4 separate regions of the Homo sapiens genome follow, and regions 2, 3 and 4 are each linked to region 1. A link is a loop called in an ENCODE intact Hi-C map of the cell type or tissue named here. Cell type or tissue: heart right ventricle. All regions are shown on one strand. Region 1 overlaps SYNE1 (spectrin repeat containing nuclear envelope protein 1). Region 2 has its middle 120 kb from the start of ESR1. Region 3 has its middle 130 kb from the start of ESR1. Region 4 overlaps RMND1 (required for meiotic nuclear division 1 homolog).

Region 1 (5,000 bases):
AAAATCTCTTCAGCACTGGTTGGTTGGTAGATTGTACGACACTGACATGGTGCTTGGGAGGGTCATTTATCTGATGGTTGGAGCAGCACCATGGGAAAGCTGCCCAGATGGTCTACTGAAGTCCTTGGCTGTGCACAGAATGGGCCAAGGGCCCAGAATTCATGAGTCCGGGGAACTTTGGAGGTCCTTACTCAATCTCCTTAGTGCTAAGGTTCAGAGTCTCAAACCAGATTTCTTCCAAACCTTCTTGTTGTCTGTTTGTTCCCCCGTCACTGTTTATCTTCCACCTCTGAAGCCATAATTTGCACACATGTGATCTGGAGGAGGGCTAAAGCTGCCACACCGAGGGCTTTCGCCAAGATCAAGGTCCTCTTGTTGGTAGTTTGGGATTGCTTATGACCCGATCCTCCTTATGCTACCAGCACTTCTGCAGATGGCATCTGCTTAGTTCAGAGTGGAGGAGGGCCATTCGTGTATCTGAGCATGGGGTGGAATGACCGGGCAAAGTTGTTGGAGAGGGCACAGCTGTAGTCTTCCTCTGACATTGGTACAAGGCAGGCAAGCCCGATGAGGAGGAGCAGGAGAAGCTGAAGGGGAAGAGCTGCTCGGAGGACTCTGAACAGGAAGCCGCGGCCGGACCGACCTGGCCCTGGCTCAGAAAGGGAGGAATCGGAGCCACCTTTTGTGGACCTGAGAGAAGAATGGACATAAATTACTCAGATAACTCCAGTGTCGGAGGGACGCTGCTTTTTGCCTCTGCACCTTCCTGGAAGCTAAAGGGCCATGCCAAGCACACCCCAGCCTGGCGATCAGCTGCCAGCCTTCCACAGTGTGCCCAGGTCACCCCCCACCATCAAATGAGGTTGTTGGAAACTGCACTGACAAGAAATAAACATTTAGTCAGTCAACTAAACGTAAGTAATTAGGTTCAAATTCTACTCCTTTTACCCCTTAATGTGGTGAAACATTTTCTATCAACGAAAATAACTGCTCTATACACATTCTACTAGCATGAATTAAGTAGATCCAGAATAATTAAAATGTAGATATTTGATGCAGCATATTTTTGTTTTAAGAATATCATGAACATTGTTAAGCAAAATTAGTTGCTGTCAGAATCATACCAAGTATCCCATCTAGCCATCCTGGATATGCCAAAATCCATGCAGCAAAAATAAAAACAGTCTTTGTCATTTTGCACAGACCCATAAAAGCTTCATTAATCATAGAGCATACCCTGGTTTCATCTTGCACTGAATCAGCATCAGGCCCTGACATTAGCGGGTTCCAAAGCTGTACGAACAAGGAATAGCAGTGGAGTCTGTCTACAGAACACTGGTGTTGTATGATGTAGATGCTAGGCTGATCCTATCACTGACGTCATTACTTTGGAAAATGGACACCATTTTCTGAGGAGGATGGACTGTCATCCTACAGCCCCTTCTACACTCAAAGTGACAAGTTTTTCTATTTCACTTTTATCTTCCTTTTAAACAGTGCATTAGAGATTGAGTACAGGTTTCAGAACTCTTAAGAAGGACTGCCTGGAAAATACAGAATCTGGAAGTAGATTCTGAGTTGGGTGCTACTGTTTTCTTTTTGTGAACAGCCATTACCTTTTTTTGGTTACTAGCAGAAAAGATGAAGAAAGAAATGTTGTTTACGACAGGCATTTGGTGTACACTCAGACCCATACAACATTGAATGAACAAAAATAAAAGATGTAGCCAAAAGAAACACTCCCTCACAACTAGTATAAATTCCTTAAGAGTTTTAATATCACCAAGGATAAGGACATTGTATGTGAGGCTACTGAAATAATATGAGCGTGTGAAAGCTGTATTGGTAACTGTAGGTTTGGTCCAGAAGAAAGCACTATGTTTGTAGCTCACCTATTACCTATTAATTTCTGAAGACAGACTACCCTAATATCGGTGGGGGATGCGGAGTGACACCTAAGAAAATAAATGTTAAAAACAGATAGAATCCCCTTAGAAGGGAACAGAGGGAGTATTCAAAACTCTTTTATTAAACCATCAAAGAAAAATGGGAGAGGGCTGGGCACAGTGGCTCCCGCCTGTAATCCCAGCGCTTTGGGAGGCTGAGGTTGGCGGATCACTTGAGGCCAGGAGTTCAAGCCAGCCTGGCCAACATGGTAAAAATACAAAAATTAGTCAGGCCTGGTGGCGTGTGCCTGTAGTCCCAGTCACTTGGGAGGCTGAGGCAGGAGAATCGCTTGAACCCGGGAGGCGGAGGCTGCAGTGAGCCATGATCGGAACACCACTGCACTCCATCCTGGGCAACAGAGCGAGACTCTATCTCAAAAACAGATATTGGTTCTGCAGAAACCCCAAGAAACAGGCAGCACGCAGTGTTTCTATACACTTCTTGTGGTGTAAGGAAAAATCAAATCACTGGTTTAAATTGGAAGCATGTTCTTTTCTGAAATCCACACAAGTAACGGCAGGGTAATGTAACCTTGAACAACTCACTTCATCTCTAGGTGTCAACCTCTTCACTAACCTCTTCAAATTAGCATAGATGGTCTTCTAACTTTAAAGTTTACTGTTCGATGTTTTTGTCTTCTACTGATTTGTCAGTATAAATAATCTCCCAAGAAGCCACAAGAGCTCAATCACCATCTAGTGGTCAAACTGATTAACTGCCCTTGTGCTAAGACCAATGAGTTATTCCTAATAAGCTGAGGGAAAAAAAAAGTATATTTTGTGAAAATATAGTAGAACATAAAAGAAGTATGTCATATACCTTATTAATGGAAAAGGAAAATAGAAACTTCTTGAGTTACCTGAGCATAAAATATTCATGTTGAGACAGGGCCTTAGAGAGCATCCAGTTCATCTCCTAATTTTGTAGGGGAGTAGCTAAGGACAGTTCATGTTTACTCTTCTAATTGCTAGGCAGCACTCTGAGCATTTATGTTGGGTTCTGTCATTTAATCCCCACAGCAGTCCTCTGCGGTGTGTACTTATTAACTTCATTTTACAGATGATGTGAAAGAAAGCTCAGGGAAGTGAAATAACTGGCTCAAGCTCACACAGCCAGTGGCAGAAGATTTCAACCCTGTGATTTTAACTACCAGAACCTGGAGACTCTAGACAGGCTGAATGACTTGCTTCAGATTCTACAGTTAAAGGAAGAGGCCTAGCAGGGACTCAGGCTTCCAAAATCCCTGCCCACCGCACTCTCTGCTGTGAAATGTTTTGCTGGTTGGTGATAGGAATAATGGTAATGGTAATTCAGGTCGTATTCATTTCACAGGTATCTCACATGTAGAAGCAAAGAAGAGAATCCTGAACTTGCATCCTAAAATATTTGGAAACAAGTGGTTTCCTCGTGTCTAAAGCCTCTGGTCATAAGGCCTCACAGTATCCTGCAGATCATCAAATCCGTGTGTGGACGTGGGGACATTTTGTTTTGAGGCAGTTACATGACCATGGGCAAGTAAATTAGTCTCTCTGGCCTTCAGTTTTCTCATTTGCAATGATTCAATGGTTTGCCTTAAAGTGTCTTAAGAAGGATAGGATAGCTACCCACAAACTTTGGATCAAATTTTCTTCAAAACATCCTTCCCCTGACTTTAAAATATGCCCTGGCAACCAACACTCAACACCTGTAGCTAGATGAGTTATAACAGAGTGACTGAAGAGAGCTCCCACAATTCCTAGTTATTAAATACCTGACTAATTTTCATTAGGAGACATTTAAGAACTTTAGTGATGGGAAGATTTACATATATAATTGATAGTACAATCTGACAGAGCTGAATAGCTCCTGTTTGTCAACTGTTAAATTCTTTGTGCAATTAGGTCAAAGATCAAGATCAAAACAAGGGCTGCCCATTGACCTGTTCACTCCTGAGAAAAATGGCAAACCATTGAATCATAAATCATGACAGCCAAAATAATTTTAGGATATTAATGCACCCCTCATCTTTGCAAATGAGAAAACTGAAGGCCAGAGAGACTAATTTACTTGCCCATTTTTGATAAAAATGTCACCATTTACAGAATGTGGACTCCTATGTTGGAGTCTGTTGAAGGACATGGCACATTTAACAGCATCAGAGCATTTTTTATTAAAATTTAATTTGTGCATGACTTCTAATGCTGAAGAACGCCAAGCTAGGAAGAAGTCATGGGCTGAGATGGGGACAGAGAGAACACACAATATTCAGTGACTGTCCGTGCAGCTGGCTGCCCTTGAAAATATCCGAACTATCCACTGGGAAAATGCCTGTCCCCTTGGGGTAATTACCAGAGTTTCAACATGCCCAAAGCTGCCTCATCTTCAGGGGGAACTTGTTCTAGCGATTTTAGTATCAAGAAGCTAATGGTCCCAGGGAAAGGGTTATTTTTAATATTTAGCTACTGTGCTAAAAATCACCTAAGTTTCTAGAGTCTTGGGAAATTTCATAAGGGAAAGAACAAAGGCAACTTGTTGACTACCCACTGGTCATTCTCCTCTGGTCTTATTACATACATGGATGCCAGTTTAGATTGTGTTTATATAGGAAAAATTAAATGTGTGAGCCTCCTTAAGGAACATCATCAATACAGATATATCAGATAGTTCTGTCCAGCAAAAAACGTGCTTATTTGCTACAAGTAAATTTTTATTTATTTTTCTCACTTCCCTCACTCCTTCAAATTTCCAGGTAAATAGCTGCCCAGGAGTTGCTTCATCTCTGTCCCAAAATACCTAGACAATTGCGGGATAAGGAGAATGGCAGGGAGGGAGTAGTGGCTAAAATCACACCCTTCAAAAGAAAGTGTGTAGGACACACAATTGTGAGAAGTCTGAATGCCATGCACATAGGGTATGACTCACTTTGAAAATTGTTTATAATCAAGGAAATGAAAATGAGTTAATTTCGTGCATGCATCATTTAAAGCCAAATGAGAAGAAACTTCTAATTTATTTTGTTACTTTTCGGCTAACACTGGCAGTATGTAACAGATTTATTTTGCAGAAACATCTAG
Region 2 (5,000 bases), 430 kb before region 1:
TGTGTCCTTGTGTGTAATTCCTTGTGCTGGTTCAGATTCTGAAATGGAGCTTTAAAAGCATGGAGGCTTGAGTTGGTCCATGTGAGTTTGAACCCTGGCCGCAGCTGGTATGGGTACTTAATCTCAGTATCCCACGGTTTCCTCAACTGCAAAATGGGTTTTTAGTAGTACTTACCTCACTGGGTTGCTACAAAGATACTTAAACTAGTATCTGACATCTAGTACAGCCAGCCCTCCATATCTGTGGGTTCCACATCTGAGGATTCAATCAACCTCTGGTTGGATAAAAAATATCTAGGAAAATAGCTGCATACTAGGGGAAAAAAAAAAGAAAAAAATATCCAGGAAAAAAATTGTGCCAGTACTGAACATGACTTTGCTCTTTTCATTCTCTAAACAATATAGTATAACACATATTTACTTCACATTTACATTGTTTTAGGTATTATAAGTAATCTATGGATTATTTAAAGTATACAGGAGGATGTGCATAGGATATATGTAAATACTATGTGATTTTATATCAGGGACTTGTCCTGGAACCAATATCCCAACCCTAATACTAAGGGATGACTATATATGCTCAGAAGACATTTGTTGTCATTTTTATTCTCTTGCACTCAAGAAAGCACATATTGGAATGCAAACGAATATCAATAATAGTTTTTTAAAGGATAATTAAGTTAATTTATAATTTACATACAATATACATTGTACATTTATATTTTCTAATGAAAAGGAAATAATCTATAACCTTCAGTTCAGAATTCATTAGCTGTCCTATTTTGAGAACTGTTGCTCTATGTAATTTTCATCTCTGTATTGATGTGTAAAACTGGTTTTAACAGGTAGCTAAATGCTGTTTGAAAAGCATACTTCACCCATTCTGGCAACTAAAATAATTGAAAGATTTAATTAATTTAGAAAAAATATTTCGCTTTCAAAACACTTGAACTGTTCAGAGCATGTTATTCAATAATCTACCTTTCACCAGAAATCATAATAAACACAATAAAAATGCTTACAGAACCCCCACAATGCGTTAGTATACATGATTATTCCTTGTGTAAGTGAATCTTGTTGAGATTTTATGTTCAGTCAATTGCAATTAAATACTTTACATATTAACTAAAATGTGTCCTGCTCTATGTATTCTGGAGAAGTTACTCTCAGACAAATTTACATATTTAAATTATTTTATGGGCTAACTGATAAGTATAGAGAAGACTGAAGACAGTTAAGATCATTGATTTCAAAATGTTTTAAAGTGTTGATTATTTATTTTGGTTTTCTTTCTTTCCCATGCCAGTTTTGAGATGCACCTCTTACTTGGCAGGTGTTCCTCTGTACTGGGTACTGGGACAGAGAGAAATACAGTAGCAAGAGGGAGATCCTGCCTCCGCCCCATTCTACCATTCTCACTGCCAGAAAGCCAGCCTTTTTTCAAGGCTTGTAGAGAAGAAAAAGAGAAAATATTTTTAAAAATTCATTTAAAGTACCTACTGCATAAACCACACCAGACATGATGAGATATTAAAATGTCAATATTATTAAAAATTTTTAATATGATTTTACAGCCCCTTTGCTACTTTAAAATGTTTATCTTAGTGTTAAACAAACAATCAATAACCTCATAAACTTAAAAATTGCTGCAGGAAATACCGGACAGTTTATGGAAGGATCATATGACAGAAGGAAGGGCTGAAGAGTGTGAGAAGCTAGACCTCTGCAGGTTACCGAAGTCAAGAACCTCATTAATCGGTAACAAGAAGTGCAGAGCGGGCTTTTGAGTCCATGCCTGAGTAAGAAAGTCCCAAAAAACACTCACAGAAGATATTTCCTTGCCCCTGCTTTTAGTTTAGCTGTAGCTAACTTTGGATTAACAAAATTTATGTGCTGAATGATGTTTTATTTTTTTTTCCAACTCCACATGCCTGTCTAGACTTCAAGCTTTATTACGAATAAAGAGAAAATCGGCTGGATGGCATAAAAAATATTTCAGGCAGATTAACACATGATTTACCTCTTCTTGAACATCCATCTTAATGGAAGTGCTAAGAAAGTTAGATTCGGGCCTGGCTTGGCAAAAGCAAGGCCACCCCCTCCTCTATTTTTTCAATGAGATTTTCCAATCCTAGTCAAATGGTGGTGCTAGTTCTTTATTTTTGAGTTACTGCATTTCCTAATTTCATGGTCATAACAGCCTCCTGTCTACCGACTCAGAACGGATTTTACCAAAACTGAAAATGCAGGCTCCATGCTCAGAAGCTCTTTAACAGGCTCGAAAGGTCCATGCTCCTTTCTCCTGCCCATTCTATAGCATAAGAAGACAGTCTCTGAGTGATAATCTTCTCTTCAAGTAGGTACTCCTATTTCTTCTCAATTTATTTTTTCCTTTTTGATATAATGTGCTACTGTTTACAAGCATATTGTAACTTCAGAGCTTACCTCTCATCTTTAAAAAATGTTCATTTTTTTGTCTTTCTGCTCCAAGGATATTTTGCAAAGTTACTGGCAAGTATTCCTGGGATGATAAAATGTGAAATCTAAACTTGGTACAGTGGAAATTCACTTCTAGAATAATATTTAGCTGAGGCAGAGGGCAATCCGACTACCCTTTTCTTAGTACAGCACACACAGGCTGCCTGTCTGTTCCAGATAACATAAATGTATTGGATCTAGCACTAGCTAGGAGACACTGTATTGTTGAACTGTGTTAGAATTTTATAAGCTCTTAATTGGACAAATCTCAGAGTAGCATGAACACACTACCTGTTTTCTGAATCTTTGGAGCCATAACTTACGTGAGTTTGAACTAAGCGATGTGAATAAGCCATTATTTGTTTCCTAAAGGCAGTCAAGTTTTCTGAAAAGCTACACATTTAGCAGCAAAAGAACGAGCCCCTCTGTCTTGAAATGGGCCTCTGATTTTAAGCAAGCTCTTTTGAGTCCTGGTGTCCCATTTTCTCAGTTCCTTTTTGCCTCACAATGGCACATACATAATGACTCCACCACATATAGCAGTGGGCTACTCGGGTAATGATGTGGCAGTCACAAGACAGGGCAGAATACTTTCATTTTGGTTAGAGGAATGCCACATGTCTTAGGAAATGCTCGCTGAACTGTAAGTTTCATACTTTGTCAAGAAGATAACCAGTATTCTCTCAAACAAGTCCGTAGGAGCCAACATGATTAAAAGATTTTAAAGCAATTTACTCGATAGAAGGGTTGGGCTTAATCAGGACTTGTGATCATGGCAATGGTTCCTGCTTAAAGGTGCCAGATTTTTAATGCCTTTATGTGCCAGATCTAATAGGCTTACAGAGCAACTCCATGTATATGAGGTTGCTGGGAAACTCATCTGGTTTTGAATGTGGTATATACATATTTTAATATTGAGAGTAAACAGGAAGACCAGGTAGAAGTATTTGAACTGAATTCTGAAACGTACAGAGAACTTAAATTGGATGAGAATGTTTGAGAACCATGGATGGTTCAGGGTCCATTTGTATACCATAAAATCCCTTCCTATTTCTCAAAAGCAAATATTTTCTTTGATTTTGTTAATATCCTGTGATGACTGCCCACTAGGCCTTGGAATGCATGCAGATAATGCTGTAGCAGTTGGATAAAATACTCTAGAATGTCAGATTTTCAAGGAAATTACAAATAAAAACAATGTAGGTAAAAGATACGACATGTAGGAAAAAAGCAAAATTTTCCTTAAGAATACAAGCGTCGTATTTACGAGTAGAAGATTTTTCTTGGACATTTGGAGATACGTGTTTCATTTTATTGCTTGTGACAGTCAAGGAAAGGAATAAAGCTCTTGTGTCTTAAACTTGCAGCAAGAACAAAGTCCAACTATCTTTCGTTTCTGATAACTCTGTGTCTTTTTGTTCAATATTGGGTTTAGAGCTAGCTACCATCTACCTTCCCTTCAAACACTCACTCTAAACCTCCACACAGTGTAAGTATTTACATCAGGCATCTGCTAAACATTTTCACATGGTTATCTGCAGGTCTTCTCTGAGTCTGTCTGCATTCATTTATCCTAGTTGCTCAGAACAATCGCTTGGGCTGACGGCCTGGTGGTTGAGTTTACTTTGCTTTGAATAGGGAACAGCTGTGCTCCAGGACTGCAGATTGGCTATTCGGAAAAAAGGGCAAGGAAGAGAGTGACCCAGCTCTGGGTAGACCATCCACACTGTAAAAAAAAAAGTCATAGCATAGTCTTCATCTATGGCAGTGGAGATATGGTCCTGTCCATCCACCTCTATCAGGAGAGGGTCTCCATTGTTAATCTCCGAGAAAGAGGCGCCATCTGTGAAACCTCCTGCATATTGTCTAATGAAGTGCTATTTTGAAAGGCGTGCACTGTACAGGTAAGAGTGATGATGGTGTGCCTGCCTTCTGGGCAACATCTCAGTAGACTTCCTCTGAATCATTCCCACTGGACCCAACAGCAAAAGCGTACACATCATTGAGTTTTATCGTTCTATCTAAGGCGTATAACATTTTTCTCTCTGAAAGTCTGTGATTCTTTCGGAGAATGAAGGGGCTTACCCTATCCATCTGCCCCTAAAAATATTCGCTGGAAAGCTGATACCTCTGCTCAGGTTTTCCACAGCAGATCACTCTTCAGTAAGAATTCTGATATTAAGTAGTTTAATTCAGATCCATGGAAAATGACTGAGTACCAGCCATAGCTCCCACCACTCTCTAGCTGTGCAATTTAGAGGCAGATTATTTAACCTCATGCCTTGAATTTCTCATCTGCAAAGTGGGAGTACTAACAGTAGCTACCAGATATATTATATGGAATAAATGACATTAAGCCACTCATTAAACTCCTTGCAGTTTCCAAGCATTAGAAACTCAGTATGAGGAAGTTATTTCTATTCTAAGCCTAGCACAGTGCCTGGTACTCAATACATGTTGGTTGAATCAGTGAAATAATTCAAGGTCAGCACCAAAGCTGCTAGGAATTTATGAACATC
Region 3 (5,000 bases), 450 kb before region 1:
GACCCTATCTCAACAACAAATTAAAAAACTGCTGGATGTGGTAGCGTGCAAATGTATTGCCAGCTACTCAGGAGGATGAGGTGGGAGGATCACTTGAGCCCAGGAAATTGAGGTTGCAGTGAGCCATGATTATGGCATTGTACTCCAGGTTGGAGTACAAACTTTCAGCTTGTCACTGAAAAAAAGGACACTCCATATCACTTTTTGCCATTTTGTGTGTGTTTACACATCTATCTATCCACATTGTGCTTAATTTGGACTTTACAACCAAGTGATTTTTCTCCATTATAAAAGAAATTGCATCATTTTCTTTTTTTTAAAATTTTACTTTAAGTTCTGGGATACATGTGGGGAATGTGCAGGTTTGTTACATAGGTATACATGTGCCATGGTTGTTTGCCGCACCCAACAACCTGTCATCTAGGTTTTAAGCCTTGCATGCATTAGGTATTTGTCCTAATGCTCTCCCTCCCCTTGTCCCCCACCACCCAACAGGCCCTGGTGTGGGATGTTCCCCTCCCTGTGTCCATGTGTTCTCATTGTTCAACTCCCATTTATGAGTGAGAACATGCAGTGGTTGGTTTTCTGTTCCTGTGTTAGTTTGCTGAGAATGACGGTTTCCAGCTTCATTCATGTCCCTGCAAAGGACAGGAACTCATTCTTTTTTATGGTTGCATAGTATTCCATGGTGTATATGTGCCACATTTCCTTTATCCAGTCTATCATTGATGGGCATTTGGGTTGGTTCCAAGTCTTTGCTGTTGTAAATAGTGCTGCAATAAACATGCGTGTGCATGTATCTTTATAGAATAATTTATAATCCTTTTAGTATATACCCAGTAATGGGATTGCTGGGTCAAATGGTGTTTCTGGTTCTAGATCCTTGAGGAATTGCCACAGAGTCTTCCACAATTGTTGAACTAATTTACACTCCCACCAACAGTATAAAAGTGTTCCTATTTCTCCATATCATCTCCAGCATCTGTTGTTTCCTGACTTTTTAATGATCGCCATTCTAACTGGCGTGAGACGGTATTTCATTGTGGTTTTGATTTGCAAGGAAATTGCATCATTTTCCACTGAACCTAAGTTGCAGTTCCATTCTGCCTAAGACCACCAAACTCACCTGCCCCACTGTTATACCTTCTGGATGTCAGTGAAAGTTCATGGACAAGAGAATATTTGTAAAACTGCATTGGATTTCTGTTGAGAAATGCTATGTTTTCAAAAGGTGAAAAAATGTAGACATGTATTTTCAGACCTTTTATTTTTCAATCATAGCAGTGGAATTCCTTGATGGTTTATGAAAATAAATGTTTTTCTCACTCCTAGGCCATTTAAAAATATATAATATGGAGTTGAAGTTATTAATAGAAATAACTAAGGGTGAGAGAGAATGGCACTTGTACTATTGAGTACAATATTAGAAGCAAGTGCTGTTATATTGCCAGACTATATAAAATAACAAGTGTTTCTAGTGCACTGAGTGAATGTATGGTTTAGAAAACATTACTAATTACGTGCGTATTCATTGATTTATTCACTAAGTACTCACTGAGGGTCTACTGTGTACCTGAGTCTAGCCAGAGGCTTGTGGTGGAGAGCTGAGCAGGTCAGGTCCAAACTTATGTTCTTGCTATTTCTTTGGGTGTGGGTGGTTGGATGGTTAGCTCAGTGGTCTCGGATGCTGGAATTTGTTCTAATAAGTTTCTGAGCTGCTTCATAAACCAAGAGGGTTAGGGGAACTATAGCTGAGTCATCTCCTTTTCCTCCTCTTCCTCCTTCTTCCCCTCCTCCCCACCGTCTGTTACTACTATTATAGGAAATTTGAACTGGAATGAAAAAAAAATCAGTGTTACAAAAATGGTCACATTTTGGAATAACTCTACACTTACATAGTGTGTTCTAGTGATTAGAAACAAAAAAGCCATCATTTTAGGCTAGATTTTTCAGAATGATCACAATGCTACCACTGTTTTGCACTTACCTTAAAAAATAAAGTGCTTCCCCTAAGTTTGATCATTTGCTTGTTAGCATAATTTGGCCATTAAACATTAAGCATTGTTTGAGACCCGTAAGTCAAGCCAGGCTATGGTGAAACAAAATTAGCAAAATTCGAATTGATGCCGGAAACTGGTGAAGCCGCCATAGATTTAAGGACCAATTTGCCAGGTTACCGTCTGCAGGTTCTGCTATGGACCAGGTGGGGGCAGCAGAGAGCTGGCTGTGGTCTCCAGAAGGGAAGGCCAGCACCTGCCTGCAGATTCCAAGGCACAGGTGGAGGTGGTAATGAGTTACGAGGTAGAGTCAAGGTTTGGACTGCATCTGAGAAGGGAGGAAAGCAAGAGAGTTAGAAACACCATAAAGATGAGACTGCAGAGCAAGCCAGAATGGAAGTAGGACAAAGAACTGGTGTAAGTCAAAGAGCAAAGGTGCAGGGGTCACAGGGAGGAGAGGTTGGGTGGGCAGACAGGAGGTGCCCGAAGGAGGCCAGCCTGCTTCACTAGTGCCCCTTCCAGTACCTTCCCAACTCGGTGAGCCAGGTCCATACTTGGTTCTGTTTGGTCTTCCAAGGGCTATGAAGGGACAGGGATGTGAGAGACACCAGCCATCTCTCTCTCCTGAGCTATTAATAATGAAAGTTCCTGTTTTATGAACAAATACTGAAATGAATGGAGAACACTCAACAATTTGGTAGCAATCAGAGTGTGGTAGTGAAGCATTGCCTGGGCTTTTCCTTCTGGTTCCTGCAAAGGACTAAGGTCCTCAGCAGCCTCTGTCCATCTTTTCGGAGATTTTTCACAATCACCAAGGAAATATAGTTCAGTGCTCCTGTTTACTTAATGGTCGGCTACGCTTGAAATATCATGCTCTCCCTGTGTGGTCTTGTCATAATTATTTTCAAATGGTGCTAATTAGCAGACCCAACACATGGGCAGCCTTCCTTCCCCAGACTTGGCACCCTCACTCGCTGCATTTAGCACCCCTCATGGGAAGGCATCCTGGAGATCCCTTATCTGCACCCTGTCTCCATCTACCCCTTCCCACTCGCGGAAGCTGCCTCACCAGAGAAACTGCTATCTGATAAAGAACATCAACAAGTCCTAGCAGATGGCTGCTTATCTCAAGACACATATATTCACCAAAATCCTAGCAGAAGAAAAAGCTGTGTTTGGATGGTCCCTGAGAGCTAACTATAACATGTTCAAACTGTGTAACGCAGTTTGGAGATGGAGACAGAGTATGGAGAAAGAAAGACAAAGGGAGAATACCCAAAAGAGGTTTTGGAAAAGAAGAAAAATTTGTTCTTTATACATATATATCCATAAAGATGAGGGTCTCACTCTGTCATCCAGGCTGATCTCAAACTCCTGAACTGAAGGGATCCTCCTGCCTCAGCCTCTCCAGTAGCTGCAACTACAGGTACCAAGCTGAGCAAGAAGAAAAATTTGAGTTAGGCTTTAGAACATCAAACTAAGACTCTGATTTTCTTGAGAAAGTGGATAGAAAATTTGTGGTTAGAGATGACACCAGTAACGATAGGTTTCTACTCTTAGCTATGCCTGGGGCAGCTTGACCGCCACTTTGTTGATCACATTAATTTACCTCTTCCTGCCTTTATTTCCCTTTCTGTAAAATGGGAATTAATGTGCTTGATGACAATATCTCCAAATGATTTTTAAGGCAAGAAGAGAGAATGTTACTGACAGGCCCATGGTTCTCTGGGTGAGAGGGTCACTGTGAATGAATGTACACACAGAGCCTTTTATTAGTGAGGCTTAGGGTGTCCGGTTTTTCTTGGCGGAGTAAACATCCACCCAGTAGTATTCACTCAGTTTGCATTGTTCTGTCGCATTGTTTGTAAATCTTTTGAGTGATTACGCAGCATTTGTTCCCTATTGTTCATAATACTCTTTAAAAAGCTGACTATAGGACTCCAGTCCCCACTGGTTTGTTCTTTGCCACTTGGCAAAGGTTGATTGATTTTATTTTTCCTTTGGCCTGTGCTTCTTAGTGGCTTGAAATGAACACGGCTTTTTTTCCTGTTTACCCCTTTGCCCACATTGTCAATAATAGAGTCGCCCTGGGAAGCAGAGTTTGCAAAGGGAGGAGGGTTTGGTATAAATTTGGAAGATTGTATTGTTTCAGATTTATTTTCTCAAATGCTGAAACTGCTTCTCAGGGGTTATACTTCTTTACTCATGAAAACTCACACATTCTCTTAGGTGGTACTGTTAAACATGTTACATTTGTAAAAAAATTAATAAAACGTAATGAAAGAAGCAGGAAGCAAGTGTATACACATGGTGGCCTGAGCAATTGGCTGTCATGGTTTGGTTTGATTATAGGTGTGTGAGGCACATGTATGGTGTTGCGTGGAACAGATGGATAGAAGTGGTAAAAAAGATGAATCCAACCTAGTGCTTTTCAATTCTCCTTGCACATGAGAATCACCTGGAGAATTAAAAAAAATACATTGATGCCGACTGGGCACAGTGGCTCATGCCTATAATCCCAGCACTTTGGGAAGCTGAGGCAGGTGGATCACTTGAGGTCAGGAGTACGAGACCAGCCGGGCCAACATGGTGAAACCCTGTCTCTACTAAAAATACAAAAATTAGCCAGGTGTGGTGGTACACGCCTATAATCCCAGCTACTTGGGAGGCTGAGGCAGGCAAATCTCTTGAACCCGGGAGGCAGAGGTTGCACTCAACCGAGATTGTGCCACTGCACTCCAGCCTGGGCAACAAAGCGAGACTCCATATTAAAAAAAAAAAAAAAAGTTGATGCCTGAGTCTCTCCCCAAAAATCGGAACATCTGTGGGTGTGGGTTCGGCATGGATATTTGTAAAGTCTCCGTAGCTGCAAAGCCAAGTTGGGAACCACTGATAACCAACAGAAAAATGCTTCTGGAAGTGTTTCCGGGGAAGGAGTCCTAGCCTAGGATCAGACACCTGTCTGGGCTCAATACAAACCACTGGTTTTTTTTTTTTTTTCTG
Region 4 (5,000 bases), 680 kb before region 1:
TAGTCACATATGAAAGTAGGAACACGGGGATATACAAATAAAAATGTATCAGGAGTTACCAGAGTACAGGGAACAGGCACGTGCTTAAGGTTTAGACCTGTGAGCACTAGTTCTTTTTAAGGCTTCATGGAGTTAAAACTAGCTGATGTACGATGTGTGTAAAGATTCGGCCAGCTGAAAGAAAGGAATCCTAGCAAGGGGCATCAGGCGAGACATCGGGTAGGCTCCACTCTGCAAGACCTGGCAAATTCACTCAAGCTTGCTAGGTGAAATCACAGTACATTAGGTTGGATGTCAGAATTACTTCTGTGATGGCTACAGCTCATGTGCTTAGTTTGGGCTGAAGTGGGAAGAGCAAGAGGCACAAAAAGGAGATAAGCAGGTCACAAGCTAGTCCACTGAAGGATCTTCCTGTAGCTGTACTGAAAATGGCAGAGGCTGTCTCTTTTGCTAGAATCGGAGTTGTAAACTGGCAGCTCGGAGAACCATCCAACTCAAGAGTTGACCTACATCACGTTTCTAAAATTCAAATTGACTTGTCAACAATAAACTGAGAGATTTCACACAAAATCCAGATTTCCATCATCATCTGACCGAGTGGAAGATCTGGCTATAATAATGGACTAGGATAGAGTAGGGGGGCCCAGGGTCTCCAGCCCACACTGTCCCTGCCTCTCCCTGTTGTCTCACGTCTGCTTCACCATCATGTGGTACTGGCCAAGCCCATCTGCACTAAGAATGTGTACTACTTTTTTTTTTTTTTCCAAAAAAAACCCAAAAACCTTGGCAAGGCCCAATGACTCACGTCTGTAATCCCAGAACTTTGGGAGGCTGAGGCGGATGGATCACTTGAGGTCAGGAGTTCGAGACGAGCCTGGTCAACGTGGTGAAACCCTGGCTCTATTAAAAATACAAAAATTAGCCAGGCGTGGTGGCACACACCTGTAATCCCAGCTACTTGGGAGGCCAAGGCAGGAGAATCCCTTGAATCCAGGAGGCCGAGGTTGCAGTGAGCCAAAATTGCACCACTGCACTCTGGGCGACACAGCAAGACTCCGTTTCAAACAAAAACAAAACCAAAACACAACTTTATGTTCCTTTATTGGAGCAAGATTCTAGATTGATATACAGTGATGTATTAACTAAACAGAGACCTGTGCAGAAATTACATACTATCTATGTAGACAGGTTGTTATACTTCGCCTATTGATGGAATAGTTCCATTTATCAAGTTTTATACATCAAAAAGCTTTGAATTTCACCAGGCTCTCCATTAATTCACCTCTGAAAAAGTGGCATTTAATTTCAGCTACTATAGTTTACAGCATAAAAAGCTTATGCATGAGAGTGCTTCTCTGCACAGTGGCATGTTGCAGACAGAGCTGAGTCCATTATCCCACCCGGATTTACATTTGAGAGCTTTATACCAGAGAGCCAGGACAAAATTACTCCTAACCAACACAGACTTCTTACTCTCAGAGCCTATCTTCTTGGCTATATTTTATAGTGCCAGTGAAGACATGCTGGCAACTGTCCCATATACAGCTTGGCATTAGAGTACAAGGTCTGTTAATGGCGGTGGCAGGCATTATTATTTTATTCTGTTTTTTACTTTATTATTATTATATTTTTGAGACAGTTTCACTCTTGTTGCCCAGGCTGGAGTGCAATGGTGCAATCTTGGCTCATCACAACCTCTGCCTCCCCGGTTCAAGCGATTCTCCTGCCGCAGCCTCTCGAGTTGCTGGGATCACAGGCATGCGCCACCACGCCCAGCTAATTTTTGTATTTTTAGTAGAGACGGGGTTTCTCCATGTTGGTCAGGCTGGCCTCAAACTCCCGACCTCATCTGATCCTCCCGCCTCGGCCTCCCACAGTGCTGGGATTACAGGCATCAGTGACCGCACCCGGCCTATTTATTATTTTTTGAGACGGAGTCTTCCTCTGTCGCCCAGGCGTGAGGGCAGTGGTGCGATCTCAGCTCACTGCAACCTCTACCCCCTGGATTCAAGTGATTATCCCGCCTCAACCTCCCGAGTAGCTAGGATTACAGGCATGCACCACCACACCTGGCTAATTTTTGTATTTTTAGTAGAGACGGTGTTTCTTCATGTTGGCCAGGCTGGTCTCAAACTCCTGACCTCTGGTAATCTGCCCACCTCGGCCTCAAGTGCTGGGATTACAGGCGTGAGCCACCATGCCCAGCCAGGCACTATTATTTTAAATCAAGGTAAAAGGTCAGTTTTAAAAACCGCCACTTGGAGATAAAAATAAAAGGCTCAATATATTCAGAACTGAGTTTTGGGCAATCTGGTATCCCAAATTATGTGAATATTCCGACACTAACGGCAAATTGAGAATGTGTACTATTTTCAACTCTCAAGGACAGGACAAGTCAATCACTATTTTTATGAGAAAATATATTCTAAGCTCCAAATAAATTATGAATAAATCTTTAAACACAATCTGTTTTCACTTGGCCATCCTAAGGATCTTTGTTGTAGGTTTTCCAGACTGTCAACTGTCCCCTTTCCTTCTCTTGGGATCTCCCATTTAGTTTGGCTCAAAGTTCTATCCAATGTCACTCAGCTTATATGGTTTGCTACACTACTTTCTGTATTCTCCTTAAACTTCTTAGCTCTGAGTCTTAGTTGTGGGTTTCTTCTATTAATAGATGAACTTGACGTTTTAGACACTTTGTTTTGGTTTTGTTTTCTTTGCTTTTTTTATTTTAGCCTATTTGGTAAAAGGAAAGAGAATCATGGAATGTCTTGTCTGCTTTTTTTTCTTTATTAAAGATGCTGTTGTTTTCTGAGCAGCTTTCATTTTTATACATCCTTTTCTGGATTTTTACAGTGAATCCTTATTAAGCATTAGCTACATATATATGTAAAGCATATTTTGGGTTTCAGGATGGGGATCTACACCTTCCTGTTAAATAGATGTGTCAAACCAACCGATAATAGTTATGATATTCAGGGCTTTTCTACTTCAAAATGTTTTAAAAAACCCAAAAAGCAAAAACCCCAAACCACTGTATTTTAGTATGTTTTGTTTTTCTGGCCAAAGAAGACATGTTCCAGCAGATGGGGCTAGAAATCTACATATGATTCTTGTTTTAGGAGCATCGCATGCTCTGATCAGAACATTTTTTTAAAAATTATACTTTCATTTACACTGTATTACTGAAGAAAATTAGTGTGTTACAGCAATGTTGCTTCTATAGTGATATAATACATTTACATTTGGTCTTTGTCCTTGGTTCCCAGTACAGACTCCTAAAAACCCCTGTAATTTTCTAAGTGACAGGGGCATTTTTGGTTGTAGTATTTGCTCTTTGCCTTCAGTTACTAACACAGAGCTTCTAAAAATCCCTTGGAATTTCACGAGTGATGGGAACATCTTTTGTTTTAATGAGGTGACTCTCAGTGGGTCCTGGACAGCTTCAGGATGGGGGGTGGTTACCAGAAAGACCAAACTTTGATTAGAAGCTTAGAACTTTCAGCCTCACCCTTAACTTCTGGTGGACGGAGAGGGGCTGGAGATTGAGTTAATCATTAATCATGGCTTACACAATGAAACCTCCATTAAAAACACCCAGATGATGGGGTCTGGAGAACTCCTGGGTTGATCAATGCATCCATGTGCCAGGAGGGTGGCACAGCCCAGTTCTATGAGGAACAGAAGCTCCTAAGTTCCAGGCCCTTCTTGACTTCACTCTGTGCACCTCTACATCTGGTTGTTCATTTGCATACTTTATATAAAAAACCCAGTAAACATAAATAAAATGATTCCCTGAGTTCTGTGGGCCATTCTAGCAAATAATCAAACCTGAAGAGGGGATGGTTGTCATAGAGCTGGTTGGTCAGAAGCACAGGTGTCAACTGGGAGGGCAGTCTTGTGGGGCTGAGCTTAACTAACTGGCGTCTGCACTAACTCTGGCTAGTGCTGGAATTGAACTGAATTGCAGGACACCTTGTTAGTGTCTGGAGAATTGGAGAACTGGCTGGTAGGAGGAGGAAGAGGTCCCCATATATTTGATGTCAGAAGTACTGTGAGTAGATAGATCATACTAAGGAAAAATGCCTTTTCTCCTGTAACATACTGATTGGAGATTAAAGCTATAAAAACACAGATACATTTTACGTTACCAAGATCACGCTTTATCCTGTAAGTTTTTCTGACTACAACCTATAAATCATTAAACATAGTACATATACACATATATGCTTACACACCAATTGCCACAAAAGCTTCACAAACCAGTATTTACGTTTATCATGAGCAATGTATTCTGTTATTTTCTATTCTATTTCATTTTTCAAAAAAATGGTTAACAGTCCACCAGTGATTCTGTAACACAGTGCTATTAGCCTGAAAACATTCTCCCTGGTGTCGGGCTCCATGCCACTCAGACCTGCCGTTCCCATCCTCTGCTGTTCTCTTCAAAGACTGGACATTAACAAGAAGCACTGCTATTATTGTTTTCTTGTTTGTTTAGTGACAGGGCCTCACTCTGTCGCCCAGGCTGGACGGAGCGAGGTGCAGTCACGACTCACTGCAGCCTGGAACCCTGGAGCTCAAGCGATCCTCCCACCTCAGCCTCTTGAGTAGCTAGGACTACAGCTGCGCACCAGCAAGCCCGGCTTTTTTTTTTTTTTTTTTCCAAGTCTTTTAGAAATGGGAGTCTTGCTATGTTGCCAGGCTGGTCTTCAACTCCTGGCCTCAAGTGGTCTTTCTGTGTCAGCCTCCCAAAGCACTGAAATTATAGGCATAAGCCACTGGATCCACTATTGCTTTTAGGAATTGTAAGCCAAAGGGATGTGGGTTGAGTATCTCAGATTATGATCTCTGAAAATGAGACCAGGTAAAGATTTAATTCCAACAGACAGGGTGACTGAAACCTCATTCAGCCAACTCCAGATGCACGCTGTTCTGCAGAGCTGAAAAGATGAGCTGGGTGCAACTATGGGAACAAAATAAAGTCCACATGCTTTCTG

Evidence for each region. A loop is a pair of places that touch in the nucleus more often than their neighbours do. Peaks named below come from ENCODE experiments on the same cell type or tissue, not always from the same donor. Only the 100,000 strongest peaks of a DNase experiment are listed, where the experiment ranks them.
Region 2: a loop joins it to region 1, with 3 times the contacts of the local background. A loop is called at or near these places in 36 of 110 quality-filtered maps.
Region 3: it touches region 1 in a loop (6-fold over the local background); 47 of 110 quality-filtered maps call a loop at or near these places.
Region 4: it touches region 1 in a loop (3-fold over the local background); 12 of 110 quality-filtered maps call a loop at or near these places.

What each region holds. Positions count from the first base shown.
Region 1 is chr6:152,121,987-152,126,986 of GRCh38, forward strand. It overlaps SYNE1 (spectrin repeat containing nuclear envelope protein 1), which reads right to left. Exons shown (of 146, transcript NM_182961.4): 146 at 1-690. The coding sequence ends at 450. It also overlaps a transcript of ESR1 not described here. Among named protein-coding and RNA genes, the nearest start is that of SYNE1-AS1, 260 kb to the right of the region's middle. In heart right ventricle, a CTCF peak has its summit at 2,653 (motif pointing left); no DNase peak of the experiment used is centred here; H3K27ac peaks cover 1,600 bases.
Region 2 is chr6:151,688,306-151,693,305 of GRCh38, forward strand. It overlaps a transcript of ESR1 not described here. Among named protein-coding and RNA genes, the nearest start is that of ESR1, 120 kb to the right of the region's middle. In heart right ventricle, a CTCF peak has its summit at 2,133; no DNase peak of the experiment used is centred here; H3K4me3 peaks cover 2,383 bases; H3K27ac peaks cover 3,233 bases.
Region 3 is chr6:151,673,706-151,678,705 of GRCh38, forward strand. It overlaps a transcript of ESR1 not described here. Among named protein-coding and RNA genes, the nearest start is that of ESR1, 130 kb to the right of the region's middle. RefSeq lists an enhancer at 2,311-2,360. In heart right ventricle, a CTCF peak has its summit at 2,200 (motif pointing right); no DNase peak of the experiment used is centred here.
Region 4 is chr6:151,438,047-151,443,046 of GRCh38, forward strand. The region is part of intron 2 of RMND1 (required for meiotic nuclear division 1 homolog); the gene reads right to left. Among named protein-coding and RNA genes, the nearest start is that of RMND1, 12 kb to the right of the region's middle. In heart right ventricle, a CTCF peak has its summit at 3,089 (motif pointing right); no DNase peak of the experiment used is centred here; H3K27ac peaks cover 1,836 bases.